7 separate regions of the Mus musculus genome follow, and all the other regions are linked to region 1. A link is a loop called in an ENCODE intact Hi-C map of the cell type or tissue named here. Cell type or tissue: left cerebral cortex. All regions are shown on one strand. Links, peaks and the distances in the headings refer to the core of each region. The heading gives the core; the rest is flanking DNA.

Region 1 (4,433 bases), core at 198-4,197:
AGAGAAGTTGAGTTTGCCATTCTAAGGGCCAGATTTGTATGGGAAGCCTGACTAGACCTTCCAGGTCACAGCAAAGCCACGTTGCGGGCCCATGTCTACTGTAGGCAAGACTCCAGTGACCCTCAGTGGGCTTTGGGGAGACAGCTGTGTGGGGCTCCTGGGAAGCTAGCTCCAGGGCAGGCTGGGGGAGCTGTGGGGATGACATCCAATGGCTTCCTCAGAGGTTGCTGCACACAGTCACACAGGTCAAATTTGGGGTGGCCTCATCTCATTTCCTCTTTAACAGGCAATCCAGAACACCCAGACACCCCACTTTGTAAGGCTCCTCCCTCCTTTCCATTTTTTTTGTTTGTTTTTGTGTGTGGTTTTTTTTTTCCTTTTTTTTTTTTTTTTTTTTTTTTTTTTTGCCATCAGCTTCTGACAGCCTGGGGAGTTCAGTAGGCTCTTGATTATTGTACTGTACTGCCAGAAGCTACCTTGAGAGCACTCACTCACTCACGGGCACTCCTTTGCTCTCTTCCACAACTCTGACATTTTCCTGCAGGCTGACCACCACATGGGTCACACAACTGCCCAGAAACACAGAGTATCTTTAAGAGAAGTCGCTGAATATGAGTAACAAAGGAAACCCCGGGCTGCCCACTGTCACTGACTCATTGTGTCCTGTTAAAACTGGCTCCTTAGGCTCTGCAAACAGACATTCCCAGCTTGTCTTTGGAGCTAGAGCAGCCCTTCTAGGCCTGGAACTGTCTCCTGTTTGCTTTCAGGGAAAAGATGATGAACTATGCAAATGACTCTCAGAGCAGGAGTAGAGAGAGCCCTGGGTAGTGCCAGCTCTGCACAGCCTGGGAATGGCACCTTCTCACATGCCTACCTCAGAGGGTAGGTGCAGAATTATGCAAATGATCCCATTTCTCAGTGAGAGGCTGCAAGTGTAAGATCAGGAAAAGATCCGCAGCCTTCTTTGTGATCCAAGTCACAATAACAGAGCTTTGCCTCTGCAAACTTCGGGGCGCTACGATTTACAAGGCTGAGCTGTCAGATACACTCCCACCCCCATCTCAAAAAGAATCCGAAGAATCAGGGTGGCCAGATCCTAAGTATTCAGGTCAAAACCCCTCTTATTTGCACCCAAATTTGCTCATGCCTTACTTGATAGAATTCCACAATTTTCCATCTAAATAATATTGCTTCTTGTATTTTACAAAAAAAAAATAATAATGCAACCCCCCAAAGGTATAGTATGTATGGAAAGTATATAGATTAATGCATTATATTCCATTAGCCAGCGTGGTCTAGGGAGAAAGCAGGACATGACTACCCTAACACCCCACCTCACCCCAGCCCCAGCACTGAGGGTATATAATGGTATCTACATATCTTTTTATTTTCTACTTTCTGAGCAATCATAGTAGGAGGAGTGTGGACTTGAAGCCTGCAGTCTGATCCAATAAGGGGAGCAAAGTTCTGAGGGACCCTAGGAAAGCCAACTTGCTTTCTCTGGGGCCTCCTGTCAAATCTCCTCAGAAGGGGCTGTAAGGTAGAGTTGAGAACTGTGATCAGTTAAGCCTTTCCAACCTGAGTCTGAACTGAATCCGTTGCAAAACTCCTCAGCCTTAGACCTTTGGGCTCTACAATAGGCTCTGCAAAACCATGGTTGAGCTTTACCTGGGAGAACAGACACAGTGAGCGAGCGCTGTGGGCTGAGAATTGCTCAGCCGCCTCCATTCGCATTCCCAGGACTCACACACAAGCAGAGATTCTATTTTCCAAGGGTAAGCGTGCTTGCGTGTGCATGTGGGTGCATGTGGGTGTGTGCGCCCGGCTGCAGAGGGGACATCACAAGCAAAGGTTGGGAGCTAGCTCCAGGTATGGAATGATCACCAAGGTTCATCAAACAGATAGCACCTTCCTTCAGAGATCAGCTGCAGCCTAAAGGTGGCTTCCCTGGACCCCCAATTCGTCACCTCCGGGTCTGGCCGGAGCAGCCCGAACGGCCTCTGCCCCTCTGCTCCTTTGACAATACTCACTGCAAAAGGAGCAGTTCCCAACACACAAAACAGAGCAGCCAGACCAGCAAGACCAGTAAAACCATTACAGCAGTCGATCACCCTTCCCGGAACTCCAAGGAAAAGTTTCCCAGTTTCAAAGCGAGCGTTTCTCAAAAGAATTGAAAATACCCCTCCGACTCCCCAGCTTTCCCGTCTCGGAACCTGCACCGAGGGCACAACCCTGAGCACGAGGTCCGGACTCTCCACGCGCTCCGGATCGGTAGCCTGTCACCCCTGGGGACGCCAGCAGGGGCTGGCCCGCCGGGCCACCGCAGCGACTCTGCGAAAGCCCCTGGGCCGCCACGTTCGTCAGACAAAAAGCGGCGGGATCTGGAGAGAGAGTGGTGGGCTCACCTGGGGTCTGCGGTCTCGCAGCCTCGCCGTCGGTGACCCAGCAGTCCGTTGCCCCGCCGGACGCCTCGGAGCATTGTCTTTAGCGTGTCTGCGCGGAGTGCTTGCCCAGCCGCGGGCGGCTGACTTCTGCCTGGGCCCGGCGGCCGGGTGGCAGCTGCGATCGCGGCTCCGCCCCCTCCGCCTCGGGTGACGCCGCCCGCTCCGCTCCCGCCGCACCCCCGCAGTCCTTGCCGCTGCCCCGCGTCTCCACCGGGCCTGCGCGTCCCGCCACTCTGCTCGTCCCCAGTCCAGGAGGGCGGGCGATCGCCCCTGCCCAGGTCCCTAGGAACTCCGCACCGCGCCCCGCCCCCTCGCTCGCCACAGCGAGGCTCCGCCCCCAGCCCGAGCCTTGGCGCCCCTAGACCTGGAGCTGAGCCCCCCAGAGCGTCCCCAGCTCAATCCCAGCTCAGCGCAGTTCTGCTTGGAAGATCTCTGGTGCTCCCAGCTTTCCTTAACCACAATGCACAGATAGGTGTGTCTGTCGGAGTAAATGCATTCTCATCCCTCCACCCAGCCGACCCTAGGAGACCCTGGTAGGGAGGGAGCAAAAGAACGAAACATGGAAGAGAGGGGATCCGGAGTACAATAATAAGATCTAGGGCGGTGGGCTCTGAAAGAGGCGTGAGCGCCTTCACTGCCACGTACTGTTATCCTAGGAGAACCACAAGCCGGCTGGAGCAGGGCTGGCTGAGAGATTTCAGGTCCTGCTCAGCTCCTCATGTCCAGGCCTCTAGCAAATGGCTCAGCACATCTCTTTGAACTTTAGTGTTTTAACAGTGGAATGCAAATGTTGGCCTGGAGGACCGGCCTTCAATCATGCTGGGGCACCCAGGTCCTCCACCTGTGTTTACACCGCTTCCAGTGCGTGAGTCACTGGCTGAGATACAAGGAGTTCAAGATATTGTTCCTCGGGCGAAAAATCTTTTTTAACTCTCAGGAGAGGGCCAGCCAGTCGCCTCCCTTCCTCCAGCTGCCTGAGTAGGACAGACTTGCACCTTGCCCTGGGTGTTCCCTAAGAAGCCAGGCACTGAAGTTACTGCTCAGGGCCAAGCCTGAGTGAAAACGGAATCCTCCCCCGCACCCCCCCCTCAACACATCTGGTTGCTTCCCTTTGCTTTACAGAGGCAGCGCGGTGTTACATCCTTAATCAGGATGATTCCACGGAGAGAAGGAAGGCACCACTCAGACCCTCCCCCTCTTCGCCTTTATGTGGTGTTAACACTGGCAGCGCTATATAGAATATGAAAGAGGAAGAAGACATGTTTTGGATATGTGTGGCTTCTATGTAAGGAGTGCAAAGGGACCATAAGGAGAATTTACTTATCATTCAATGTCCCTCATTACCCATTTAAGTACGGAAAGACTGATAGGAAGGTGAATAGGAGTCGTACTAACATTCATGAAGAACCTACTACGTGCCAGGCAACGTCACAGGGCAGGGTTAGCACATTTGACACAGCATAACACAGGTCCAGAAGGGTCCTATCCTTTGCCAGGGCTCCTCAGGTGAAAAGTGGTAGTGTTGAGATGGGAACCAAGAGCTGCCTGATTCCACCGAGAGTCCACCACATTGCCCTACCAGTCAATCATTTCAACAAGTACATAAGGAAAACTCTGGTGGAACGGCGCCAGCAGCATTACATTCTCCTGAGGGGTCCAGTCTACTTATGAAGACACCAGAGGGGAAAGTGCCAACAAGCAGACAGGTACAAAATGGTTTGCACTGGACAAACACAATCCGGACCCAAGAGGGGCTTTCAGTTCAGTGACACTGGGCCCTCTCATGGGGATTTTGGATCATTCATGGCTCTCAGCATTCAGCTCCCCACATCTTTCAGTCCTCTCCAGGGGGCATAGACACTTCCCAGGATAAATAAAGGCCATGCCAAGCACATAAGAGACACTTCCACACTTTTTACTCTCTTTACCCAATTTATCCTTAATGCACAAAGAACCCAAAGAACACAATAAAGAAGCAAAGTTTGCAAC
Region 2 (4,433 bases), core at 138-4,137, 360 kb after region 1:
ACTGATAGCTGTCACTATGGCTTCCCGCTAAGTCTCCTCTCCTGGAACCTCAGCCTTCTCGCCATGTCTCTTGGTTAGCTTACCCGAGGTTGATGGAGCTTGTTTACCTTTTCGAAGAAGGAACTCTGTGTTCCGTTGATTCTTTGTATTTTGTTGTTGTTAATTTCCATTTCACTCATCACTCCCCTCTGGATCTTACATTTCTTTCTAAATACTGCCTTCCAGTTTGGCTTGTGCTCCCCCTACCCCCCCCACCCCCCTCAGGACCCTAAGGACGAATCATTAAGTTATTTATTTGAGCTCTCTCTTACTTCTTCATATAGACACTTAAGGCTAGAAAATCCCTGGTTAGAACTGTTTTCTTTGTGTTCCGTAGGCTTGGGTAATTGTTGTCATTTGATTCTAGGAACTTTTTATTTCTTCAAGAACCCATTTGTTATTCAACAGCATTTGTTGTTTGATCTACATTAGTTTGTATATGTTCTAGAGTTTCTTTGTTGCTGTTGGTTTGTAGTTTTTATTCCATTGTGATAATATAAAACACAAGGAATTATTTCAGTTTTCCTACATTTGTTAAACCTTGTGCTATACCCTACTATATGCTAACTTTTTGAGAAAGTTTTATGGGCTTCTGAGACAAATGTATATTCTGCAGTGTCTGGGTGAATGGTTCCAGAAATGTCTGTTTAATCCATTTTATCTAGGATATCATTTCATTCAGATATTTCTCCTTATTCTTTGTTGTACTGGTCTATAATGTGACCTATAACTAAAGTCACCCACTACGGTTGTTCTAGAAGTAATCTGTGACTTTACATCCAGTATGTATTATGAAAGTAGTTTCACCCATGTTTGGACCACACATGTTTAGGGTCATAATGTCCCTACCCATGGCTTGCTCCCTCAGTCAGTATGAAGTGGCCTTTACTTTTTCTCACTGATTTGGGGTTGCTGTCTATTCTGTTTAGGATTAGAACCGAGACATCTGTTTGACGTCTCTGCGTGTTTGCTACCATTCTTTCTCCTTAAGGTCGTGTCTGTCTTCTGGGGTGATGGATGTTTCCTGAATGCAACAAATAGAAATGTCCCTGACATTTTGTCCAATCTACTAGTTTGTGTCTTTTGACTGGGGAATTGAGACCTTCAATATTCTGTTATTATTTAAAGACAAGTATTGATTCCCACTGAGCTTATTTCATAATGTTTGTTTTCCTTTTCTTGTGCTCATGACTCCAGTGTGGCTTACTTTTTCCTGCAGCTTGATGGGTAGATCTATTTATCTACACACTCCAAAGGGTTCTTTTTTTTTTTGTTTTTCTAGACAGGGTTTCTCTGTGTAGCCCTGGCTGTCCTGGAACTCACTTTGTAGAACAGGCTGGCCTCAAATTCAGAAATCCACCTGCCTCTGCCTTTCAAGTGCTGGGATTAAAGGCGTGCACCACCACACCTGGCTTCCAAAGGGTTCTTCTAAGTACCACCTATAAAGCTTAGTGGTCAAGAATGCCTTCAGCCTATTTTTAATCATGGAAAGTTTCTTTCCTCCTTCTAGTATGAGTGATAGCTACCGTATCTTCCTAGTCCCACTCCATAGCTTTAAAGTTTACTCTGAGAAATCTTCTACTCTTCTGATGGGCCTGCCTTTATTTGTGATTTGGTCTCTATAGCTTGCTGCTTTTCAATATTTCCTTGGTCCTACATATTTAGTGTTTTAATTATGATATGATGAGGAAAGTTCTTCCCTAGTCTTCTCTGTTCGCTGTTCCAAATACCCACAGATTCTGAGTCTTCTCATCGTGCAAATGTTACACTAGACAATTAACAGGGACCTTTTGATTTAAATAACTATTGAGTGATTAAACAAACCAGGATAGTATGGTGTATGTATACTTAAGACTTTAGTTACTAAGGTTAGGTGTAGGAAGAAAGTAGAGTGGATACTGTGCTGAAAAGTAGAGTAGAAGCAGCCTCCTATAGGAGGGTAGGTCAAGAAACACACTGAGAAAATCCTAAGGTCTAACTGAGCAACCTACAAACAAAAGCAAGCCATCATGAGAAAAGATTGACATTCAAAATATGAAATAGAGTACTTATGACTTTCTGCTACTGTTGCATTGACTCGGACAGTGAAGTGTTCGGATCCCTCTGGCTCTCAAAGGCTCCCCCTGGTGTGAGAGAGAAGACTGGGAGTCCACAGGCTCTGTAGACTCCTTGGTTGTGCCTCTCTGATGCTTGGGGGAGGGGAGGCTCTAAGTCCTTCCCTGGTGGTTCCCTCAGACCCCTATGCCCTACCCTGCCTTTTTGCGATTCTGTAGTTTTCAGAGTAAGTTGTGAGCAGAGCTTCTACTGAGCTCTCTTTATGGAAGCTTGGTTCAGAGGGCGTGGCACCAATTCAAGAGTGTGTGCCGGGTTCACCGCAGAGCTCTCTGGGCTTAGTAGGTTCCTTTATAGCACTTGTCTCTTGCATCTTATTTTGTCTGTTTTCTTTTGGTGTCTTCGGCAATAAAACTTCTAATCTGTCATCTTCCCTGAACATCTCAAATGTTAGTGTGTGGGTGTATGATACATGTGTGTACAATATATATATATGTGTGTGTGTAAAATATATACATGTGTATATATATATATTACATATACATACATATATATATATACACACATGTATACACACACATGAGTGCAGGTTTATGTGTACCCTGCACACAAGTAGAAGCTAGAGGACAGCCTTGATGTCAGACCTTCCCTTCTGTACTATGTGACATAGATTCTGCTCGTGGCTAAATGTCTCAGCTCCTGGGAATATTGAATATTGATGTCTCACCAGGGGAACATCAGGGTTGCAGACATGAGCTACTGTTCCCAGTTTTATAGTTTTAAGTTCAGCTCTAGGGACTTGAACTCAAGTCTTTACACTTGCATGGCAAGTGATTTACCCACTAAGCTATCTCCCCAGCCAAAAGATTTTAGTTCGAACATTCTCTGTTAAACTCTTGCCTTTCCCTTCCTCCCAAGAACAGGGTGGTCAGAGAGCAAAGGGTAAACAAAGGGTAGCTTTCATTTGCCGCTCAGGAATAACAATTCAAATGAGAAAATAGAAACCCAAACAGGAAGATAGAAACGGAGACCCTCAGCGGCAGCCAGATGCCAGCAGTTGCCCTGATACATTCTCAAGGTTCCACCAAGAGAGTGCCAGCACGCATTGCAGCTCTACCGTCTTGCAGAATGTCGAGATGTCTACCTAGAACAGTCCCTGGTAAAGCAATCTGGAGACAGCAGATCACCAACAAGTACAGCAGGAGGAGAAGTCCTCCTGTCTCTCAGGTCTCGAAGGCTGAAGTCGGTGTCCCTTGCTTGCTTACAGTGGAAGCAGCAGGCCTTGAAGGCCAAGGCAAGAACCATAGGTTTTGAAGCAAAAACTATATCTCTTGGAGCAGAAGAAGCAGAAGCTGGAGTGAGTTTCCTAGGAGCTCTGTCTCCAATGGGTCTCAGTCTTCTTTCTCCAGTGAGCATCCTGGAGCCAGGCTCCTGATCAGAACTAGGAGCGGGATGAGAGGCAGACTCGGCTGGGAGCCTGAAAAGCATAAAACCCTGTAGGATGTATCCAGTGATAAAGAACCTGGAGGGCCCTGGTTGGCTGCGGTTGGGGGGAGGGGGGAATGCAAATGAAATATACAAAAGGACCAATCAGAAGAGAGCTGTCAAACCAGAAGTGGGTGTGGCAAACCAAGCCTGGCCAAAAGGTTCCCAAACAAGTTGGTGACTCAGTTTCCCTTCTTCTGAAGCAGTGTGGGGAAGCAAGCACTCTACTGCCAAAATGGTGCCACAAGGCAGTTTGTACCTGGGCGTTTCTGTCAATTTCCAGTTGCTAGGATGTCACTAGGGTCACCTTTGCACCCAGAGATGCTACCTCCACCTCCTCCTAGAGATGTCTCAGTTCTACAGTCAGCTCCAACAGAGAATAGAATTTTGCTAGAATAACCGGATTATTCTATCTTTAAACGCCACTGCAGGCTATTAAACACAGCCTATTCCCGACTCCGTTTCCAGTCAAATCTTGTTGTATCCCATAGAGGGAGGGTCAGGGTGTAGAGTGTGTGTGTGGAGGGGGGGTCTTTAACCAGCTAGGGTTCTCACAGGTCATCCTCTGCTGCTGCTTATGATAATAGCTGGGACCCCTTCTATTTCTATTATATGTTGTGTGCTGAAGAAATTCCTAGACAGGAAAGTTGTCCCTAGTGCGGTAGTGCTGAGATGGAAGCAGCTAAGCCCTGGGACAGAACTCTCATGAAGGGCTCAATGCTATTTTGCAGGGGTTCCAGCTCTCCTGTGACTAGATCAGCACAGCAAAAGCAGGTTATTGTAAAGCCAAAGGTCCCATGTGCTGGGGCTCCTTCTGTACTCTGCCAGTTCCCTGTGTTGTTCTACTGTATTGTGAT
Region 3 (4,433 bases), core at 140-4,139, 160 kb after region 1:
GGAAGTTTAAGTGGAGATTCATCATTATCATTATCATCCTCATCTTCACTATGTTGTTATATCACAAGTTAGCTACTTATTGCAGTGCATCATGGGCACTAAAGCAATATTAGGCTGCATTAATAATTAGAAGAGTGCTCATAAAATGATAGACCATGGTCACAGGATCTCTCAGATCTGGAATTCCAGGCTCAGAGCTGGACGCCCTCCTACAGGGAAAATGTTACCCAGCTAGACGATAGACAGAGGACAACTAGAACCTGGGACACATGAAGACAATGGCTGGTCTTAAGAGTCTTGGTCCAAGATGCAGCTAATGGTTGCAATTGTACAAAAATTCTCTTTCGTTATAAGAAGAAAGAAGTTAAAGAAAGCTAATGTGAGTTCTATGCTGAGGTGAAATGTGCAGATTGATTTACTGAATTGGTTTGTGGGGTGAAGGATGCCCAGACCATGGAAGGGATCCAGCTGGATGTGAAAGAACTTGGCAGTTGTTTGCACTCAGTGGGTCATTGTGATCTTATTAATGTGGCTTTCCCTCCTTTCATCCCCCAGTCCTCAAATTGACCTTTTTTTCACAATGATTCTGGAACTCCCAGGCTACAGTGGTCCCATGCCTTCCATTTTATGAGTTATTGTCTCTGTAGATTCATAATTTTCTTTCTCTGACTCTAGTCACTATTCTTAAATATTTTTTAATTCTTTGGTTATGTTTTTCATACTATAAAGAATTATTGGAAACATGGGCTGAGGAGGTGTCTCGGTACTTAAGAGTGCTAACTGCTCTTGCAAAGGACTGAGGTAGAGTTCCCAGCACCCGCATGACAATTTACAACTGCCTGTGACTCCAGTCCTAGGGGATCCAGTGCCCTCCCCATATACTTGCACACGCTTGGTCAATAAGAACTCAAACAAGCACATGCATACACATAAAAATAAAAGAAAATCTGAACCTTTTAACAAATTTAAGGATTATTCCTAACAAAGAAGGAAGGGAAGGCTCATTTTAGCCCAGGGTTTGGAGGTGTCAGCCCGTGGCTAGATCCACTGCTGCTAGGAGCTAGAACATCACCCTGGGAACACGGTACAGCAAATCTTATTCTATAGCCAGCAGGAAGCAGAGAGTGAAGAACAGTGTGGGCGGGCATAAGATCGATCCTTCAGTGGAATTCTTCCAGTGACTGTTATCCTCCAATTCCTAGCTTCTACCACCTCCCAATAATGGGATCAAACTGTGAGTCCATCAGTGGACTGATTAAGACAGGAACCCCATGGTCCAAACACATCTCCAAAGCTCCATCTCTAAGCTTTGCACTGAGACCAAATGTTCAACCCACAATGCAATTGGGGGGACACCTCATATTTAGACAACAGCGCAGCATCCAGCCCCGTCCCTTGTATAGAAAAGAAGTTTAACCATACATATTTACTGTGTCGTAATACGCTGGCCAAAAAGCTTACTATTCTATCTATTCACTAAGAAATTCCCAATGCACGTTCCTGGGTCCTGCTTCAGAAAGCCCCACCTCTTGCTATTGATCACCTCTGAAAAGCTCATTTCCATGTATTTTCTCCCCCATTGTATTTTTTTTAAAGAAAACCCTTTTTCTGACAGTAAGCCTTTTTCTTATTTAATGTGTGGTCACAATCGTCGACAAGAGGGGAACAGATGGCTGAGTTGGAAAGGAGACGATTCCAGGCTGTCTGAGGTTTAACAACACTAATGAAAGGAAATTTACCAAAGACATAGAAAGGCACGGGCGTTTGAGATGTTTTAAAGCCCAGCCCACTGCGCCTGGCAGCTCCTCTCCCCTGGCTCTCCCCCACCCTTTGCCCCTCAGAAGAACGTGAGGTTGCCAAGCTGAATCTGATGTAGCACAGTACTGTGGCTCTCCTAAGCACAGGCACAGGACTGGCTGGCTGGGATGCCATTGTCTTTCAGCAAATTATCTTGGCATGGTTCAGCTGCCCAGGCTGTGCCTGGCTACACCTGGCTGTGGTCCCAGATCCCCTGATGTGACAGCTAAGCAGATAATGTAATGCAGCATGGGGGGGTGCTTTATTCCATTGTGGGGGCAATTCTACTTCTGAGAGGCTATTTCATAATTCTTACACCTGCTCCATTCTGTTAGCATACGCCTCTCAGCCCCCTGCCTCTTCTCTCTCTCTGATTTTCTTTGAATAGAAAGCTTACAAAATGGCCCCATCTGTTTCTATCAGTCTTTGTCCTCTAAGGAAACCTGGCATTACATTAACCACGAGGACATTCGTCCGTTGGTCACCTCCTGGCACAGGGCAGTCAACTGCATCCCCCTAATGAAATGCTGGTGTGCTTTGACAAGGTCATACTGTATTGCTGGCTGGCCACAAGCACAAGCCAGTTCTCCTGTCTAGGCCTCCCAATGCCGGGATTACAGATTTGCACCATTGTGGCCAGTTTGGGCTCCTGTTTTCTTATGTTCTGGAGAGAAAAGGCTGTGAAACAGATGAGAATCCTCAGAGAACATGAGGCGGCAGGTGTGCATGGGGCCTGGATTACCTGAAGATCTACAGAAAACCTGAAGAAAGACTGAGAGGGTCTGTAGCTACCAGTCTCACCAACCTCATTTGACTTTCCAATATTAATTGCTATAGTGGGGAGACCTGAGGACCCGGCACCGGACTTAATTTAGATTTATGCAGACACAGCCTAGGTTTTTCAATGGGAGCAACCAACACTGATTATCTTACTATCATGATAATCCTGAAGTGGGAGGAAGAGGTTGACACAGGTGGGCATGGTCTGAAGATGGTTAGACTAGCGTCTGAGGGAGAAGTTGGGCATGCATAGAAGACATTTACTTCACCTTCGAGAAGAGACCGAAGGTAGACTAGACACTGAGCCAATCAGCAGAGAAAGGGGTGTCAGAAGAAACAGGGCATGGTCCAAGAAAGACAGATAAATACTAAACCAGCGTTATCAAAGATGCACAACCATTATCCAGTAGGTTGCTGGGCAGCACCCGTAGGCCAATGGAAAGATAGCTAGATAGGCTACATCGTAGAAAGAAAGACTTCCTGTACCAAATGAATGGACTGTGGCTAAAGTGGGTAGGGATAGGGAGCTGATCCTGGTGTGAGAGCTGTAAGCAAAGAGTGACAGGTGACAGGGTCAAGCTATCTCGTCAGAAACTTCTCTCTCTCTCTCTCTCTCTCTCTCTCTCTCTCTCTCTCTCTCTCTCTCTCTCTCTCCTTGATGTTTCTTGAATGCACCTGCAAACCAGCAACTTGGAATTGGTGATTGTCACACCTCAACCTCCTAAGACATGGGGTCGGTTCTAAGTGTCTGTGCCTCTGTGAGTGTTATCTTCTCAACGAGAGGTATATTCTAGCCCTCATGTTCGAAATCATAGTCTCTGCCAACATCCATGATTTGAGATCGATAATTGTCCATGACCATCAACCTGATCAAATTGATACATGCCTAGGAGATGAGGGAAATCCACCTCTGGTTGTGTCTGTGAGGGTGTTTCCAGAGATGATTGGATCCTGAGGACTCTGACTTAGAGGACCAATAACTGTTTAGATGGATTTATAATAAGATGGCACTATTGGAAGGTAGGGAAATTAGGAGACAACATTTAGCTGAAGGAAGCAGGTCACTGGGGCCATACCCTTAGCTAAATCTTGCCTAAACCCTATTCTCTGCTTCCTGGTCACTATTGTGTATACTATTTGACTCAGTAGCCTTTTCTTGGCTTAAAAATTGACACTCTTAAAATGGTGCTTTTCCCACTCAAAGTTTTGTTAGTTATTTTGGTCACAGTAACATGGAGATTGTGTGTGTGTGTGTGTGTGTGTGTGTGTGTGTGTGTGTGTGTGTGTGTGTAATTCAGGTATTAGTTATGTTTTCATTATTGGCTTTTCCCATCCACTTGGAATTAAACTTAAGACAGAGGTTTCTGTGTATCTTGTCACTATTTATATCCTAAGTTCCCAGGATAGAGCCTGGCATACAGTATAATGTAAGCAGCAATAGTTCAAAGGGGAGATGATAAGGGCAAATAGGAGAGTGGTGTTGGGATAAGAAGAACAGGATCTTCGCGTATATTATATGACTTCCCAACTGGTTGAAAATGTCGGTTGAAAGAAAGGGAATGATCAGCCTTTAAGAATTCCCTGAAACAGATGAAAATATAAAAGGATGGAAAAGGAAGATAATGACGAGCCCTGTTAGACTATTTTAAAATGAAATTAGTTGTAAAGTCTTGTTCTAGTTAGTTTTAATGTCAGCTTGACACAATCTCCTAGGAGGAGGTTTGTTTTTTTGTTTTTTGTTTTTTGTTGTTTTGTTTTTTGTTGTTTTGTTTTGTTTTGTTTTGTCTTGTTTTTTCAAGACAGGGTTTCTCTGTGTAGCCTTGGCTGTCCTGGAACTCATTCTGTAGACCAGGCTG
Region 4 (4,433 bases), core at 163-4,162, 210 kb after region 1:
CCCGGTGGAAGGATGCAGGCTGAATATTCATTAGGGTGGGGGGTGGATGGGAGCAGGAGAAGGGAAATGGCAGGCAGCCAGGGACGCTCACTGCATCCCATCTCTCAAACTACCGAGATGTGGGTTTTTTTTTTCCCCTACAGCCTCCTTGGAAGAAGGACAGTGAAACTGTCCTGTTGTGATATGAAATATGACCACAATAACTAGGTTAGATAATAAACTATTCTTTATTTGCTAATAATTGTCAGCTCACAGGGTCTGTACACGTATTAACACTGAAACATTAAAAAAAAAAAAAAAAGAAAAGAAAAAAGAAAGAAACGTTTGCTTTCCACGCCGTCGTCGCCTAAGGGGAATAAAAAGAATTCGGAGGCTGCATAAAACTGTAATTATGATGCAACACAGCCAGGAGAGCTAACAAAGAATCTGCTTTCCCTTTGTGTTGTTAACTGAGTTAGTTCTTCCAACTTTCTGCTGCTGACAATGGTAACACTGGGCTTCGCTGAATGCTGGGTGGACAGGTAAGCCTGGGGGCAGGTGGCCCGAGGGGGAATGCACACAGCTGTGCTATAAGGCTGACTCTAGAAGGAGGATGGTCATCATTTTCCCTTCATTTCTCTGAAAAGGAAAGGAAGACATGTTTATGAGCAGTATAATTAACAGCTGGGTACCTTGTTGAATTAAGACATTATCACTGGATGAAGTTTTTTTAAAGGGGCAGCTAAAAAACTCCAAAGGCGAGTGACATGCTATTTCTCCTTTGGTGAAATTAGCCAATTAAAGTCAGATTTAGATGTGTGTGTGTGTATATATATATATATACACAAACACAGGTTTATTGCAAAGCTGCTGTCAGGTGTGTTCACTGGCCCCAATGACTGAGGCCATAAAAGTCACCATGGAAAGGGAAAGAGAGCAGAGGGGGAAGAGAAAACTCAGAGAAAGAGAAGGAGAGAAAGGAGAGACCAAAATGTCTGGATTACATAGGGAAGAGCCTCTGACAGAAGGGCAGCCCAGTCACTGGGCTGAAAAGTTCCGGGTTGGGAGCAGGGCATGCCATGTAGGGACTGAGGGATGCTGGGAGAACATGGACACCAGGTCTGCTTTGGTATGTAAAATATGTCCTAGGGTATGAAATCAAACAGTGACCCAGTGGGGAAGAAAAACGGACTTTACGATAAGAACTGAAAAATACTTGCTGGCAATGTTGAAGTAGAAGTTAAATGTATTTGGCTGAATTTCATAAAGGAAATCAATGTTCCCATTAGCTAAATCTAAGGTCATCTGAGTTCGTTTTCTAGTCCTTGACAATGTATAAGCTCCAACACCCCCATTCTTTCAGAGTGAGTCACAGCTGCCTCACCTTCCTTCCACCCCGCCTCTAGCCAGCATCCTTCCAACTCCCAGATGTGCACACAACCCTTTGTGTTCAGGTTTTTCCTCCCACATCTTCCTGGGGGAATAGGAGAGGGTGTGGCAGTGCTGGTCTGATTCCCTTACAGTTCCACTCTGGGGTCAGTCCCTCCTCTAGCTTTTAATGGGTGGCCATTCACACCGTGCTGGTTCCAGTGAGGTGGAGAAAGTTCCATGAGGCAATGCCACTACATCTGATATCACCTCCTCCCCAAATGATACTCAAGTGAAACTTCCCTCTCTCCCCACCCCCACAATATGTAGACAAAACCAATGTCTTCCTTCTCCATCCAGACTCATAAGTAGAACCTGGATATGAAGGAGACCCGAGAAAGCCATCAGCTGGAAGCAAACAGTAGTGTGGTATTGAAAAATACAGAGAGGTGTGAAATGTTGTAAATAGTTTGGGCAATGAGAAATAAACCCTGGAACCACACACATGCTAGGCAAGGACTCCATCCACTCAGGAATTTTGATTTGGTTGATTTGGTTGATGAATGCAAGGATCAAGGGCTTAGTATCTACACTTTTTTGAGGTTCCCTAACTCCCTTTCCTCATATCCTTCTGTCTTAGCCCTTCATATTTGCTTTCTCAAAAAGGGTACCATCTCCAGAAAGGAAAGATGAAGGTTACAGAGCTCTATAACAGAGCCCCAATGGGTTCTGTCTTCAAATAATAAAATATGTGCAACATGGAGGGGACTTCTCCACAGTCTTTCTGGTACTTTGAATGAGAATAGCACCCCCCCCCCAATATAAGCTCATGTATTTGTACTGTTATCACCAGTGGTATTATTTGAGAATTAGAAGGTGTGGTTCTCTCTCTCTCTCTCTCTCTCTCTCTCTCTCTCTCTCTCTCTCTCTGCCTATGGATCAGGATGTAGCACTCAGCCTACTACTCCAGCATCATGTGTGCTGCCATGATGATAACAGGACTACACCTCTGAAACTGTAAGCTAGTCCCTAATTGAATGATTCCTTTTCTAAGAGTTGCCTTCGTCATGGTGTCTCTTCACAGCAATAGGGCAGTAACTATGACAGTCCTCTTCCCAAAGCGAGAAATCCCACTCTTCTGAGCCACCCACCACCCAGCCCTTTCTCCACTTGAATGTGAGCATAGCAGTGGGCACACTCAGGTGTCACACTGACTTAGAATTCTGAGCTGCCTCTTCCTACGTGACGGCCCGATTTGTCAATGCCACTTTGTGATGCTCTTCTTACATGCTTCCGGTAGAATCTTGGCACGAAGTGTATCTTGTCATCACTTAGATGAGATCCAGAGCTACCAAGACATCTTCCCTAAGCCTGAATCCTTCAACACAGCAAAGCCAGATCTCCGGTGGCATGTCTGTCCTTCGTACCCTGCATCTTGTTTGTGGAGTCTTGGAAGCTTACCTTTGGCATTACAGTCTAGACATTTACATAAGAACTTATGAACACAGTGTTTTTCAAAGCATACTTTGGCATTTCATGTCATGAAAATAAAAGACGTAGGTTAGTATCCTCACCATTCTCTTGTCAGTAGGTTTTAATAAGGTTAATTTCAACATGGGATGGATGGATGGATGGAGGGGACTGGGTGGGGAGGGAAACAGGAAGGATTACGTGTAGGGAGGAGAGAGAGAGGAGGAATGGGGGGAGGGTGTTGGAGGAATCCCTGGGATGAGCTAGAAACCTAAGACAATGGAAACTCCCAGAAATCTACAAGAGTGACCCTAGCTAAGACTCCTAGCAGTGGGGGATATGGAGCCTGAAACAGCCACCTCCTGTAATACAGGAAAGACTTCCAATGGAGGATCTGGGACACTAACCCAGCCACAAAAATCTTCTACCCACAATTTGTACTGGTTATAAGGTATCCAAGAGTAAAGATAAAGCAGAAATTGAAAACATGGCCAACCATAGATTGGCCCAGCTTGAGAGCCATCCCATGAGAGTCCACTCACGACACCATTAATGATATTCTTCTATACTTGCAGTCAGGAAGCTTTACCCAGCAGCTAATGGAAACAGATGCAGAGACCCACAGCCAAACACTGGGTGGAACTTGAGGAATCCTATGGAAGAGTGGAAGGAAAGATGGAGGAAGCCAGAGGGGTCAATTACACTAAAGAAAACTGACAGAGTCAACTAAGAAGGGCCCATAGGAGCCCACAGATAATGAACCTCCAATCAAGAGCATGCATGGGAGAGACCTAGGCCCTTGGGCACAGATGTAACATTTGTGTATCTCGGTCTGGTCTTCCTGTGACACGCCTAATGTCAGGAGCAGGGGCTGTCTCTGACTCTGTTTACTGCTTTTGTGTCCCTTTCCCCTAATGGCCATGATAGATTTGCCCGGTCCTACTGCAACTTGATATTCTGAGGAGGGTCAATATCCATGGGAGGCCTCACCTTTTCTGAGGAGGAGGAGAGGGCACGGAGGGGGCGGGGGGGAGAGGAAAGACTGGAAGGAGAGAAGAGAGGAAGTTTTGCTAGAGATGTAAAGTAAATAAATAATTTTTTTAAATTGTCAATTTCAATATTATAGTGGAAGACAGCATTGTGTATCATTCAACAGCCTATAAGCAGCTCCTCAGATATGGCCATTCTGCCTCTAGAACCCGAAGGCTTCCAGACCATTAGCTATGATAGTCAATTTACCAATTGTCTTAGTTAGGGTTTTACTGCTGTAAACAGACACCATGACCAATGCAACTCTTATAAAGGACAACATTTAATCGAGGCTGGCTTACAGGTTCAGAGGTTCAGTCCATTATCATCAAGGTGGGAACATGGCAACATCCAGGTAGGCATGGTGCAGGCAGAACTGAGAGTTCTACATCTTCATCTGAAGGCTGCTAGCAGAATATTGGCTTTCAGGCAGCTAGGATGGGGGTCTTAAAACCCACACCCACAGTGACACACCTATTCCAACAAGGCTACACCTCCAAATAGTGCTACTCTCTGGGCCAAGCATATATAAACCATCCCACCAATTGCCAGAGTTAGCATTTATTTGCCCTTCCACATAACTTCAT
Region 5 (4,433 bases), core at 248-4,247, 230 kb after region 1:
GCAACTGCTCGGAGGCTTCCTGACAGCCGGGCTGAGACTTAGTGCCGCTGTGCAGACTGAGAGCTGCCTTCCAACACTGCCTCCTCCTCACCTTTTACCGCGTCACAGCTACATCAGAGCATTTTCTCCTGCACCGTTTCCTCCAGTCTTTCTAGCACACACAGAGTTCCATCTTGACATCTGCTTCTCCAAGGGAATCCATCATTAGGAGCTAGAGAGATGGCTCTGCGGTTAAGAGCATGCACTGTTTTTGTGGAGGACCTGGGTTTGATTCCCAACACCCACACAGTTGCTCACAGCCATCCATAACTCCAGTCCCGGGACATCTGACAGCCTCTTCTGCACATATGTGTAGATAAAGCATTCCTACACAAATAAGTGTAACTAGATCCCAGCCCCAATGGTTCAAGGCTTCCTTTTATCTGTGTTCCATAGCACATTCATTTTTGATGCACTTATTGGAAATAATAGCTCTTTCAGAGTTTGGGGGATGTTTGTTCCCCCCCCACCCCCCTGCCCCCCGAGGTGCCAGCATGGGTTTAAACCCTTCTTAGCAAGTGATGCAGGGAAATTGTGCTGGAGAGGAGCCACAGCCACGGCATGGCACGCATGCTGTCTGCAGCTGCTTTCTGCTCATGGCAGAATGAAGCAGTTGCAAGGGATCTTTGCCGTAACTGCAGTTCTCTGCCATAAATGCTTCTCCAGTTTTGCAGATCTTGTGCACCTCTTTGGAAGGCTTCATGTTCCATGGCAGTGGCTTTCGTATCTCCAATGCTTCTCCCATCCCATGCTTGCTGAGCTGAAAAGATTCTTGCAAGGCTCTGAACATGCCCCGTTTGGCAGAGAAGGAGAGATGCTGGCAGAATCTCTCAGGTGATTTCCCTCCTTGTCCTTTGGTTCCAGGTCTAGCAATAAATCAAAACCTCCAGTTCCCATTGTTGGAGCTGAACAACAGTTGCCAAAGTCACCCTGTCCTATTCTGTGAAACCTGTGCGAGAACATCTTTGTTGGGATCATTATGCAAAGGATCTTGGGAAATGAAGGTCATACTATACTGGATTACCTGGGTATGCCCTGGATGTTGTCACATTGTCCTTAAAAGAAGGAGGCAGCGGAAGATCCAACAGGCATGAGGCAGAGACTGGAGCGATGCCCCCACTAGCAAGAACAGTAGAAGAGAACAGTGAGCAAGCTCTATCCTTGAAGAGGGGGCGGGGCAGAACAGACCTGAGGCTTTCAGATCCCCTGCCTCTACTGGAAATTACATCCCACTGCCCTAACCCCAACAGACACCTTTGAAAGAGCTCTCTCCTCTCCTTCCCCTTTCCTCTCTTCATCCCCTTCCATCCCTTCTCATCTTCCTCCTACTCCTTCTCTCCCCTCCTTCCTCTCTCTCCAAAGCAAGACATATATTGTAGGGAACAAACCATTACAAACTTCTGCTGGTTCTCCAGCTTCTGTCTGTATTTTGGGTCACCCCAGTAAAGATTGTCCCAGGACGCTCCAAAGGAGTCTTTTCTCAGAGGAACCTGGGGCAGGGGCAGGGGGTGGGGGTGGGGGTGGGAGGACTTCCTATAACCTAGCAAGGGTTTCCTCTATGTATCTTCTTGGACCCTAACTGACCAGCTCCATTCATGGCAGTCAATCAAAATGCTAATTATTAAGTGACCTGTCGCCCCAGCAAAGCACCTACCGCTCTGTGCTTTGAGGTACATGGCTGACTTTTGTAAGTCTGCTTCCTCACACTTCCTTCTGTGAGGTACTTATACAGCCATCCTCATTTTTACATGTAAATAACCTATGGTCCTGAGTATGAATTATTTCAGCAGCCAAAATGACAGTTGTCCCTGGTATACATATCTCAAGCTCTGAAAGGATTTGAGGAGACGAAGCTGCCTCTTAACAGCAGCCCGGGCACTCTGATGCTGGTGCTGTGATAATTTTCTTCACGATTTCCCACCTCTTTCCACCCAAATTTAGTTAACAAAAGAACAGGTACCCAGCCAGGTACAGGGTATTTTACTCCCTGAGATGTGCTGACACCTGCTGGCAGATGAAAGAATAACACCACCAAGGAATTTCATAAAAAGCCCTTGTGGGCCTTACAGGAAGTAGTAGGTTGAAGAAGGCAACCGAAACTTACTTGATGATAGTGATGAAGACAGGTCAGAAAGCCCAAAAGGATACCAGGGAAGCTGAGCGGACCCGGAGTCTAAGGTTAAGCATCTAGCCCGGTCGGACTCTCCACGAAACCTCACAAACCCTCTATTGCCCGGTGGCCACAAACAGCTTGGGTCCTGAGATGTAAGCGATAATACCTTTCACCTAAAGCCAGTAACAGAACTGCACAGGCATCCACCGGGTAATGCTGAGCAACGCCTCACTCCCGCTTTCCTGTCACATGTTCTAGAGCCATCTATAACCCAGTTACTGTTGATGCAAGGTGTGTTTAGGTGGTGTCTCAGTTAGGGTCACTAATGCAACGATGGAACAACACGACTAAAAGCAACCTGGGCAGGAACGGGTTAATTTGGCTTACACTTCCGCATCACTAGAGGAAGTCAGGAAGTCAGGTAGGGCTGGAACACGGAGGCAGGAGCTGATGGAGCGGACATGAAGGGGGACTGCTTACTGGCTCTCTCCCCAGGGCTTGCTCAGCCTGCTTTCTCATAGAACTCAGGACCGCCTGCCTAGGGAAGGTACCACCCACAATGGACTGGGTCCTTCCACATCAGTCATTAAGAACTTGCTCTACAGGCTGATCTGATGGAGGCGTTTTTTCCAACTGGGGTTTCCTCCTCTCAGGTGACGCTCATCTGTGTCAAGTTGACATAAAATTAGGCAACACAATTGGCCCTTTGTCAATTGACACACAATGCTTTTAAGACACAACCCTTCCATTTTGTGGTTCATCCCCAAGATCTCAGATAGATAAACATCACGAACATAAAACATGTTACAAACTTAAATTTTCACAGTCTTTACCAATTCAAACACTTTAAGAGCTATCTCTGTAAAATTCAATGTCTCCTTTATACATACACACACACACACACACACACACACACACACACATATATATATATATAAAACTTTTATTTATATGAGTACATTGTAGCTGTCTTCAGACACATCAGAAGAAGGCATCAGATCCCAGTACAGGTGATTGTAAACCACCATGTGGTTGCTGGGAATTGAACTCTGGACCTCTGGAAGAGCAGTCAGTGCTCTTAACCACTGAGCCATCTCTCCAGCTCCCCAAGGTCACTTTTAAATCTAAAATCTTGTCTAAGAACAGTCTCTTAACTGTGGACTCCTATAAAATAAGCTAAATACTTTCTTACTTCAAGAGGGAAAAAATAGCACACAGTCACAATCTAAGCAAAGCTAAGCCGTACTCCAACAGTATAAATAATTCAATGTGCAGTATCTGGGATTCACTCACAACATCCTGGGCTTCTCCCAGGGCCTTGGGTCACTTCTTCAGCTCTGCCCTCTGTAGCACACATGGCTTATCTTGTAAGCTTGGCCAGGACCCATGGCTGCTCTTCTTGGTGGTCATCCCATGATACTGGCATCTCCAAAATGCTGGGGTCTTCTACTGCAACCAACAGCCTCTCCTGGACTTTCTTAATGTTGCAACGCTTCAACTTTTCTTCATGGTCTCTTCATTCCTAGGCTTTCGCCTGCCACTGAGGCTGCACTTTCACCAATGGCCTCTCCTGGACTCAGTGCCAAGCAAGCCTCACCTGTTCTCTGTGGCCCCCTCATGACTACCCAGTACCACCGGGGTGACTCTCATCCATGCCCAAACTTGGCTGTCAGTACAAGGCAGAACCTTGGCTGCCTCTGAATACAGCTGGCATGTGATGACTCTAAGGACACACTTCCCAGATTTCACCTCAACGATGCTGGCCTCTTCCTAATCATGGCTGATTCTTTGGCCCCAGCCTACCAGCATCCACTGTCCCAGCAAAGTAAAGGTTTGTCTTTAGTGGTTTTGGTCTTTTGTTAATCACAGAGAATTCTTCAGCTTCATCTGACCAGAACCACAGATTCTTAACACATAAGGCCTGGTAGAATCTTTGCTTCCCTCTGAAACGTCACAAGCCAGGCCTCCATCATCTGCACTGCTTTCAACACTCTTATCTTCCAAGATCCTATAGAACATCCCACGGAGATCTCAATACTCTGGGCTTCTCTAGCCCAAAGTTTCAAAAATCCTTCCACAATCCCCCCCTAAGCAACATGGCCAGGTGTCTCACATTATCCCACTATGCTGATCCCAACTTCTGCCTTCCGGTTGCTATTGCTGTGATGACACACACTGTGACCAAAAGCAAGTTGTAGGGCAAAGGGTTTATCTGTCTTACACTTGAACTCTCATGGTCTATCACAAAAGGAAGTCGGAGAAGGCCGTCAAGCAGGGCAGG
Region 6 (4,433 bases), core at 166-4,165, 75 kb after region 1:
CTGCACAGCTGTTTTTGTGGCTACCTCCGTCCTGCTGTATGCCTGTGCACACAAGCACCGTCTGCTGGAATCCCTCCTTCCTTGGTGTGACTGAGGGACAGACATCTGAGCCCCTTGCTTTCCCTTGTTTTTGCTACTGTCCAAAATATTTCCCTAGTGCGTCTACAGACACTGTAAAGCTCTAAGTCCTAACCATCAAGCACGAATTACTACACTGAAAGGGAGAAGAGAAATCTATTACATTAGCCCTTGGCTTTTCTTGGTGCTTCTAACTGTATGTTCCAGGGGTCTTTATTTAACTGAGACTTCTGTTTAGAGACTTTGTGCAGTTACTCTTTTAGGAGATTCTCTGGTAATAAGCTATGTTAGCTTTCCTTTACCTAAAAACACCATGATTTCTTCTTCATCCCTCCAAGGAGTGGTAAGGGCTCTCCTCTGGTTACAGACCATTATCGTCTCTTTTGTCCTCATATATTAGTATAGTGGTAAGTTCTTTTGGGCCTCTTGGAAAGGCACTGGTCCTATTTATAAAAGTGCTGTCTTCATGGGCTCATGTAGTCTAATTACCTCCTGGGGACCCACTGTCTACACCATCTGTACCGGCTGGTTTTGTGTCAACTTGACACAAGCTGGAGTTGTCACAGAGAAAGGAGCCTCCCTTGAGGAAATGCCTCCATGAGCTCCAGCTGTAAGGCATTTTCTCAATTGGTGATCAAGAGTGGGAGGGCCCATTGTGGGTGGTACCATTTCTAGGCTGGTAGTCTTGGATTCTATAAGAGAGCAGGCTGAGCAAGCCAGGGGAAGGAAGCCAGTAAAGAACATCCCTTCATGGCCTCTGCATCAGCTCCTGCTTCCTGACCTGCTTTGAGTTCCAGTCCTGACTTCCTTTGGTAATGAACAGCAATGTGGAAGTGCAAGCGAAATAAACTCTTTTCTCCTCAACTTGCTTCTTGGTCATGATGTTTTGTGCAGGAATAGAAACCCTGACTAAGACACCATCTCATTGGAGAGCAGGGTTTCAACATGAAATCGAGGGAGATACAAGTCCTTCTCATGGGTGGGATGGGGCTACAGTCTTCCTGCAGTGTTTGTCAGGAGGAGAACAGTGGTTGTTGGCAGGTTTTCTGTCTTGCTAGGCTTCCCATCTTCTGCCTTTTAGCTGGAGAGAGCAGCCTTTCCAGGTGAGGTGAGTTATTTGCTCATTCATTCATTCATTCATTCATTCACTCACTCATTCGTTTCACCGAATCTGTTTGTATTTTTGGATGACCTTTTCATCTGGGCTATGGTTCTGAAGGAAATCCTAAGGGCTTTGTGGTTCGTAGCTCACCTATCTCCCCTTTCCTCTCTGCAGGAAAGGCACTCTTCCATGGAGTTTATCCTCCATTGATGGATGGATGGAGACGGCATGCAGCTGTTGAATTCACAAACGACTCTCATGTTATCTAGAGGAGAAGGGTCCCCTTGCCCTCGTTAGTGATCAACACTGTTACCACCTAAGTGCATTTATGGAGAACTCTTTGCACACAAAGCTGTTAGGAAGGAAGGAAGGAAGGAAGGGAGGGAGGGAGGGAGGGAGGGAGGGAGGGAGAGAGAGAGAGAGAGAGAGAGAGAGAGAGAGAGAGAGAGAGAGAGAGAGAGAGAGAGAGAGAAAGGAAAAGAAAGAAAGACCAAATGCTACTTCTCACCAACATATTTAAGAAGGTTTAGTCTTGGTTATGGTTTTAAAAAAAAAAAACTGTCGTAAAGGTGACTAATTTTCTTTCCACATCTAAATATAAAGTCAGTGAGAGAAGCTGCTGCCCACTGTGTGACAGAGTTAACTCTGTTTAGCTATTTAGTATAGAGCATGTGGAGCAGGCAGATGATGTCCACTCCTACACCTTCCACCCACTCAAATGCCAAAAAAAAGGTCTACTTTTCACCATTTCTGAATATGGCGTCTCCAGCCATCCCGTACTTCAAGCTCCAAATCTGAACCCTTCAGTCACCACTCCCCTGCCTCTACCCACGCCAACAGGAAGACTTGTGAGCTGCACCCAGCCAAACTTGTCTCCCTGTGCAACAATGGTAGCCGCTCTGCTCACTACCTCGAGTGGATTTCCGTGTGAGCTGTGGATGGTCTGCCTGCGTCAGATCCTGTTCTATGTTTTCCCACCGCTTCGGTACCTTCTAAATCTGAAGCCACATCACCTTACTCTCCTGCTGAGCACCCACCAATGCTTTCACACCACACTTGGCATGGAAGGCCAGCATTTCCTCCAGACCTCAATGCCAGCCTGCATTGTCCTTAGCCTGTCACTTTCATGAGTCACCGCACAACTGCAGTGTACCACCCAGGCCACAGTGGCTTCTTTCTTTCCTTTGAACTTGGTCCCCTCTGTAGGACATTTGAACTTCCGGGTGGATGTACGTGTCGATATGGTAGGCTACTGGAGATGCTTTTGTATCTACTACAGCTGTTCGTACTGAGTGCGGCATTGGTCAGGATGTACAGGAACTTCTGGTGCTGTAAGAGTCATTTGGTTGCTTAGTGTTCCCCTTTTTTGCAGACAGTGATCTGTTAGGCTGTGGTGTGCCTGAAAAGAGGACTTTAAAATTCTCTTATCAGGCAAGGTGGTATGTCTCTCTGATCTTGGGAGATAGAAGCAGGAAATTCGTGAAGTTCAAAAGTCAATCTCTTCTGCCTAATGAATTTGAAGCTAACCTGGCCTAACAGGATCACCTATTACAAAACAAACATGGAATCCCTCTGACCACGATTCCTTGTAGTCCACGGTGCGATGAGAAACAAATGGGATGTGTGGTTTCTGAGATCGTCTTTGGGCTCAAAGCAGAACCAGGCCTTAGTTACAAATCAGTGCTGACCACGGAAAGGAGGGAACTGCCATTGTTTCCGGCATAGACTCTGTCTTGGCCACCTCGGCCTCAGAGTATTGGTGACTGTCTGATGTGCTGTCCTGCACCCACACCTCAGGAAGGAGTGAGTCTTTCCAAGGGAGGGAGGAAGCAAAAATCCATGCTGACAAGAACACAAGGTTTACTCCGTTTCTAAGATTAGAACAGGCCCCACAGAATAAAGATCTTTGTGTATGTGTTCCGGTCATCATCTGAAACACTCATATACAGTAAGCACATTGTTCAAAGCAAATTGCATTACCCCCAGTCCTGGCCACCATTCGCTATTTTAGAACCCTCTTTGTTTCTGTTCTGCTGAATTAATTCAGACTGTCAAAAAGCAGAGGGCATATCAGGGCCCTAAATCAAGTCATCTGTCTAGAAACTGCTTTTCAGGAATGTTCCTTTTCTCATGCTTTCTCCAACTAGTCCCCTCTGCCTTCTCCTAGTAATGAAAAGACTTCAAAGGGGATACGCTATGCGTTTCTTCTAATGGCACACAGGAAAGAGGAGGCAGCCATTTGGAAATATGCATCTCTCTGTGAATGTTGGGGGTGGGGTGAGGAGGGGAGTGGGCACAGTTGTTATCAGCTCCTGCCATTAAAGTTCCTTAATTTAAAGCTGTCTGCATTAAGGAGCAGTCTTGAGTTCTCTATCTCGCAGATAGAGGTTATTGGTGAGTCCCAGTAACTAGTATTTAAGAGAGTGATACTGAATGAGATAAAGGTGGTTTAGGAGGGATGGTACAGGACTCAGGATGGAAAATGTGTAGTCAAAGAGTAGAAGAGGGAAAAGATGCACATGTAGAGAGTGGGCAGGGCAGGGCAGGGCAGGGCAGGGCAGGGAGAAGCTTCCACTGTGGAGCCACCGGGTGACACACCTTCATTCAAGTCACTGAAGCGTCTCTCCACGGATCAAGAAGTCTAGGAAGAGGTGTGTTTCCAGCTTTCACAAGCAAGAGTCCGACCTCCAGAAGAGCACTGACGTCTACTGAGACCGTCAGCCCGGGGATTTCTCTAGCCTCGTGCTTTCAGTCATGCTGGGGTCCATCACAGGGTTCCTGACTGTGACACAGTTGATCTTTTCAGTTATTTGTCGAGGAGGCTGCACTGTGCTTCCTGGCAGAGCACATAGTGATGGCCTCTCATTCCCCAGCAGCACCTCCCTTCTTATGCTCTGACAACCAATCTGCCTCCAGGCCAAGCGCCTATGGGAGGATAATATCACCTTGACTTAGACCCTCTTCTTTAACACATTATGCTCAACACTATTAAAAATATAAATGCCTAAGAGAAACAAATACACAGGTAGAAACCACTGTTGTGTTTGCTCATCCAAGCAGAGTGGGAAAACTGTTTGACAATAATTAATTGTGTACTTCAAAATATTGCATGCATGCATGTATACGTACACAAACACACCCACTCAAAAAATAAAAATAAACCTTTTTAAAAGGTATAAGCATACTTTATATTGTTATAGAAATAAATTATTCACCTCAGATTATTTTTTAAAATATACATGAAGCAAGTAAA
Region 7 (4,433 bases), core at 320-4,319, 150 kb before region 1:
CTGCCACAGGGAAAATGTTTTTCTTCTATATTCTCATTTAAAAACCTTTAAGCAACTGTGGGTTCGTGTGTATGAAGGTTGTGGAGCCCATCTGAGGAACCTGGAGACTTTCACTCTCTAAGGTGTGCTTTGTTTATTTAATAGTTTAATGGGGGGGGTTGGTGTATTGCACTTTTTAAATTAAAATTTAAAGGTCACTCACAAAGTATCGGGCTTCTTTTGGACAGTTCATTTCTTCGTTTGAACTCTTAATAAACTTTATCACAAGTCAGCACTAACCAAAGGAAGTGGTCTCTGGACGTGGAATGTGTGTGTGTATAAAGTTGGCAGATTTCAGTTTTAAGTCTCAAAGTAATCACACCGTGCATTCACAATCCCTTTGCCTGTTCTGGCCGGCCGTAACCCAGGGCATCTAGACCCACCCAAAGTTTCCTTTCTATGGCCAGGAGGAGTCGGAGTACCTACTCAGGTGCTGCAGGTTTGGGGTCACAGCACTGCTGGTGCACATACGAACTGCACAGCGCCCAAGTTATAGGCCTGGGGATGGACCTCGGTTACAAGAGGTGTCAGCTCGAAGGCCGCCCAGGAGACTTCGGGCTTTGTTCAGTCACGAGCCAAGCCCTCCTCGTCAGAGAAGCCAATTAGATCCCCGCTGGGGATCATCTGATCTCACGTCCCTCTCCAGGAGGGGCTCAGAAAGGGCGGGACCAGCCGGCCAGCTCTGGTGAACTAGGAGGCCGGCCGCATGTCGGGAGGCCGGGCGCAGAAGCCAAGGCCCGCCCCGCTCCGCCTCGCTAAGCCTCGCCCCTCCTCTGTAGGCCCCGCCCCCAGGGGCTCCCCGGGCGCGCGCCGCCCCGCCATGTCCGCGCGCCACGCCCCCCTGCTCGCCGGCCGCGTGCGGAGCCGCGCGCCCCGGAGGTTCCCGGACCGTGGCGGCGGGCGGCGGCGGCAGAGCAGCCCTGTGCGGGCCATGTCTTCTCCGGCCGTGGCGAGGGCGTCCCCGGGCGGGAATCGGGAGGCGTCCGGCGGACCGCGGAGCCGGAACGGGCCGTGGGAAGTGGGCGGCGGCGGCGAGCGGTTGGAGCGCGCGGGCGCGGAGTCGGGGCGCTGGGAGCTTCTGCTCCGCCGCGGAGAGCTGCTGGCGCTGGGCGGCCACCTGAAGGGAGCGCTGGAGGCGTTCGCGGCTGCGCTGCGCCGCGGGGCCCCGGCCAGGCCCGAGCGCCTCGGGTCGCTAGTGGACTGCCTGGTGTTCAGCTACCGGCTCCGCCACGGGCTGCGCTGGAGCGCGGCACCCGCGGCGGGCGCGGCCGGGCTGCTCAGCTGCCTGAGCTGCCGGGGCTTCCTAAGCGAGCCGGTGACCGTGCCGTGCGGCCACAGCTACTGCCGCCGTTGCCTACGGAGGGAGCTGCGCGCCCGCTGCCGCCTGTGCCGGGACCGCCTGCCACCCGCCGCCGCCGCCTCGGAGGGGACCCCGCGGCCGCCGCCCCTGGCCGCCGCCATCGCCGACTTCCGAACCAGCGTCGTGCTCAACCACCTGGCGGAGAAGTGGTTCCCGGGCCAGCGCGAGCGCGCGCGGGCGGCCGGCCGCCTCGGGGAACTGCTGCACGAAGGGCGCTACCGGGAGGCCCTGGCCGCCGCCTGCGACGCCCTGCGAGCAGGTGATGCGGGGCTGCGGTGTGGGGCCGGGCGAGCGGGGATCACGAGTGTGGGAGGGGGCGGCGCCCCGGGGTGCTTCGGTCACGGTGGGGATCGCCTGGGAGCTGCAAGTGACGCGGCGCGGGGAGGGGCGCGGATGCGAGGTTCCCTCGTGCGCGCGCCCAGCGGGGACCTGGGGCCGCGGAGCTTGGGCGCGGGGTGGGTGGGGGCCGCAGGCTTCCCTCAGTACTCTGGCCGGGAGCCCCAGCCGGGGTGGGGGCGAGCATCCCCGGGCTTGGCGGGAGCTCGGGGGATACCGTGTCTACCTTGGTCGTGCACTAAAGTCACCGGGGCAATTAGAAGCCGCGGGAGGGCAGAATTGCATAAGCTGGGTGGGGGGGCGTTGTGTAACGGGTGACGTTCAGTGGGCGTGGCGGGAGCCCGGCGCGGGCACCGGCATCGGGAGGCCCAGCGACGGCCCAACTCCGAGTTGGTGGCCGGCTGCCCCCGAGGTGGTCACCTCTTCTTACCTGCAGGATCTCTTGCTCCTGGAACCTCCTCCACCTGCCTGTCTCATATCCTGCTTCCTCCGCCCTCTGTGCTGCTCCCTTGTACCCCTGGTGTTGGTAGAGAAGTAGCCTGTGTGAGGAGTTTGCCTTGCTCACAGTAGACCTGTGAGGGGAAGCTTTGTAGGTCTTTTGTTTATATTTTCATATCCAAGAAACAGCAGCTTGGTCCCGTCTCCTGCTTAGAGCTTAAGTTGGTTTTTAAGCTGGGGGGTAGGGGGAAGAGGGCCATGTAAACTTAGTAAACCCGAGAGTTCCTCTTTAGATCCTGGAATGTGGTTGTTCTCTACTGACTGGGGAGGGGACCTTATCTAGAAAAGCACGTAGAGACATCTTCGAATGGCCACCTCTTTTAGGAGTCCTGTCAGTACAGACATCTGGTGGCCCTTCCAAGGATGTCACTAAACATTCCTAGGCTCACAGCCGCCTATGTGAAAGACTGATCAGGCCCAAATGTCAACTTTATCATACATAGTTGGTCACCTGATGTTGGCCATGCTTTATGTCTGCTGCCTACCACGAGAAATTACTTATATGAAATCATTGACATTGGGAATTTTTAACTGATTTAAGTATTAGATAAGTTATAATCTTGTAACTGAAATTATTATCTTGACTCTTTTAGTCATCCTGAGCAAGTGACAGTAGCTTCAGGAATATCTTTCTGGCATGTTTTCATTGTCTCCCAGAAGCTTCATGAGCAAGCAGTAATAAACTAAGATGACAAACCCAGAACACTTTGGAGTCCACAGTTCTGCTGGGGGTGACTCTGGATATCTGGGTGAATAAAGTTGAGTGGGGGAGCTGGAGCCAACTGACCAGTCATCCAGTATCAGGCTGCGGTCAGACCTTAATGAGGAAGCAGAGACTGGACGGGTGACTTACCAACAGTCACTTGGGTGGTGGCTTGTCTGGACAGCTTAGACCCTCCACTTTCCAACCTTCTGTGCCCAGTATTGAGATTCTAGGGTCTACCGGGATATCATCTTGAACAGAAAAAGCTGGGAATGATGAATTCTTTTGTTTCCAAGCTTCACAGACCAAACGTGAGATTTGCTTACAAGCTGTGGAACCACCCCCTTTTCAGGACTTGGATGCAAGTCTCTTCTTGCCTTTCACTTTATTATGTTATTAGGTTTTTATTTTTCTTATTTGTAGGCTTGTCAAAAACCAGTAATTCTACACCTGATTGTGTATCTCAGCGATACTAAAGTGATAATATTTTTCCCTTGAATTCTTTGTGTGAGATAAAAGGAGAATAGTTATAGAGCCAAACATATTTGAGTTGGTAGAGGGCAATTGTATGTGGTTCATAATTTATGGGCATTAATAAGAGTAGGCGGATAGCTCCGGGGTAGCGTGCTTGCCTGGCACATGTAATGTTCTGCTCTGTATCCCTAACCTTCCGAACAAGCAACGCAGTCACTCTCAGAAATCTGTTTGTCCGCTTGTTAAGGTTAAGTTTTGTTTGTTGGTTTGGTTTGGTTTGGTTTGGTTTGGTTTTTTTTTTTTCTTTTGGAGTTGGTGAGTTATTATCTATGGAAGCATTTGAAAGGCATTTGTATCACTGCTCAACTCTAGTTATTAATGACACCGTCCTTTTTGGTAATGAAAAAAAAAAGCCCTTGCTGTATTTTTTTCATGTTTCTTAGAATGAAACAAATATTATTAGAAAAAAAAAATCTAGTCTGCAGTTGGCCCCCACACAACCAAACTTAAACTTGTCGGCAGAAAAAGAAAGCCCAGGAACCCTTGCCAACGTCAGAATTCCCATTGCGATTACATAAGGGTCTGTTGCACTGGAATATATTTAGATAACATTTAATCCATTGATCTTTTGGTATTAACTCTCAGATGTTTCATAACTTTCTTCTTAGTATTCAAGGAGCTTATGTAAAAGTCTTTTCTGCATGGAGTCTTTATACTGGAGTCTTTTGAACGGATCCCACTGTGGAGTGGATGGAGTCTTTTTATTCTGGATTTTTTACACTGACCCCTCTCTCCTGTGTTCTCCACTCTCCACATGAAGACAGAACGGTGTGGTTGACGATTTGAACTGGCTTTAAAAAAAAAAGTCAAAGTGTATGTGCGTGCGCGCTTGTGGTGTGTGTGTGTGTGTGTTTGTGTACAATTTTTTATTTAAATTGTTTAAGGAAGGTTTTTTTTTTTTAGTTTTTTATGTTTTTCATTTATTTACCGTTTTGCTCATGCATACATACATGCTGTGGTGTG

What was found. Hi-C counts contacts between places; a loop is a spot of excess contacts. Peaks named below come from ENCODE experiments on the same cell type or tissue, not always from the same donor. Only the 100,000 strongest peaks of a DNase experiment are listed, where the experiment ranks them.
Region 2: it touches region 1 in a loop (2.4-fold over the local background); 2 of 42 quality-filtered maps call a loop at or near these places.
Region 3: it touches region 1 in a loop (7-fold over the local background); 4 of 42 quality-filtered maps call a loop at or near these places.
Region 4: it touches region 1 in a loop (2.8-fold over the local background); 6 of 42 quality-filtered maps call a loop at or near these places.
Region 5: it touches region 1 in a loop (5-fold over the local background); 26 of 42 quality-filtered maps call a loop at or near these places.
Region 6: a loop joins it to region 1, with 6 times the contacts of the local background. A loop is called at or near these places in 7 of 42 quality-filtered maps.
Region 7: a loop joins it to region 1, with 3 times the contacts of the local background. A loop is called at or near these places in 3 of 42 quality-filtered maps.

What each region holds. Positions count from the first base shown.
Region 1 is chr8:36,092,961-36,097,393 of GRCm38, reverse strand. Prag1 (PEAK1 related kinase activating pseudokinase 1) reads right to left here and starts at 2,566. Exons shown (of 6, transcript NM_172911.3): 1 at 2,406-2,566. In left cerebral cortex, for the core only: a CTCF peak has its summit at 2,299; DNase peaks (open chromatin) are centred at 1,749, 2,590, 3,178, 3,567 and 1 more place; H3K4me3 peaks cover 3,083 bases; H3K27ac peaks cover 3,077 bases.
Region 2 is chr8:35,733,379-35,737,811 of GRCm38, reverse strand. The region is part of intron 4 of Gm35021 (a long non-coding RNA gene); the gene reads right to left. Among named protein-coding and RNA genes, the nearest start is that of Gm40492, 6.5 kb to the right of the region's middle. In left cerebral cortex, for the core only: a CTCF peak has its summit at 2,165; a DNase peak (open chromatin) is centred at 2,164.
Region 3 is chr8:35,931,268-35,935,700 of GRCm38, reverse strand. No RefSeq gene overlaps it. Among named protein-coding and RNA genes, the nearest start is that of 5430403N17Rik, 51 kb to the right of the region's middle. In left cerebral cortex, for the core only: no CTCF peak of the experiment used is centred there; DNase peaks (open chromatin) are centred at 1,181, 1,413, 1,725 and 1,994; H3K27ac peaks cover 1,746 bases.
Region 4 is chr8:35,878,941-35,883,373 of GRCm38, reverse strand. 5430403N17Rik (RIKEN cDNA 5430403N17 gene) reads left to right here and starts at 417. Exons shown (of 3, transcript NR_046181.1): 1 at 417-521. In left cerebral cortex, for the core only: no CTCF peak of the experiment used is centred there; DNase peaks (open chromatin) are centred at 437 and 2,573.
Region 5 is chr8:35,858,031-35,862,463 of GRCm38, reverse strand. No RefSeq gene overlaps it. Among named protein-coding and RNA genes, the nearest start is that of 5430403N17Rik, 23 kb to the left of the region's middle. In left cerebral cortex, for the core only: a CTCF peak has its summit at 2,049 (motif pointing left); DNase peaks (open chromatin) are centred at 688, 1,068 and 2,047.
Region 6 is chr8:36,017,621-36,022,053 of GRCm38, reverse strand. No RefSeq gene overlaps it. Among named protein-coding and RNA genes, the nearest start is that of Gm39163, 47 kb to the left of the region's middle. In left cerebral cortex, for the core only: no CTCF peak of the experiment used is centred there; DNase peaks (open chromatin) are centred at 1,055, 1,954, 2,503, 3,127 and 1 more place; H3K27ac peaks cover 1,294 bases.
Region 7 is chr8:36,245,792-36,250,224 of GRCm38, reverse strand. It overlaps Lonrf1 (LON peptidase N-terminal domain and ring finger 1), which reads left to right and starts at 866. Exons shown (of 12, transcript NM_001081150.2): 1 at 866-1,658. The coding sequence starts at 971. Gm35712 (a long non-coding RNA gene) reads right to left here and starts at 2,319. Exons shown (of 4, transcript XR_870368.3): 1 at 2,166-2,319. In left cerebral cortex, for the core only: a CTCF peak has its summit at 2,247; DNase peaks (open chromatin) are centred at 2,023, 2,467, 3,050, 3,978 and 2 more places; H3K4me3 peaks cover 3,835 bases; H3K27ac peaks cover 3,548 bases.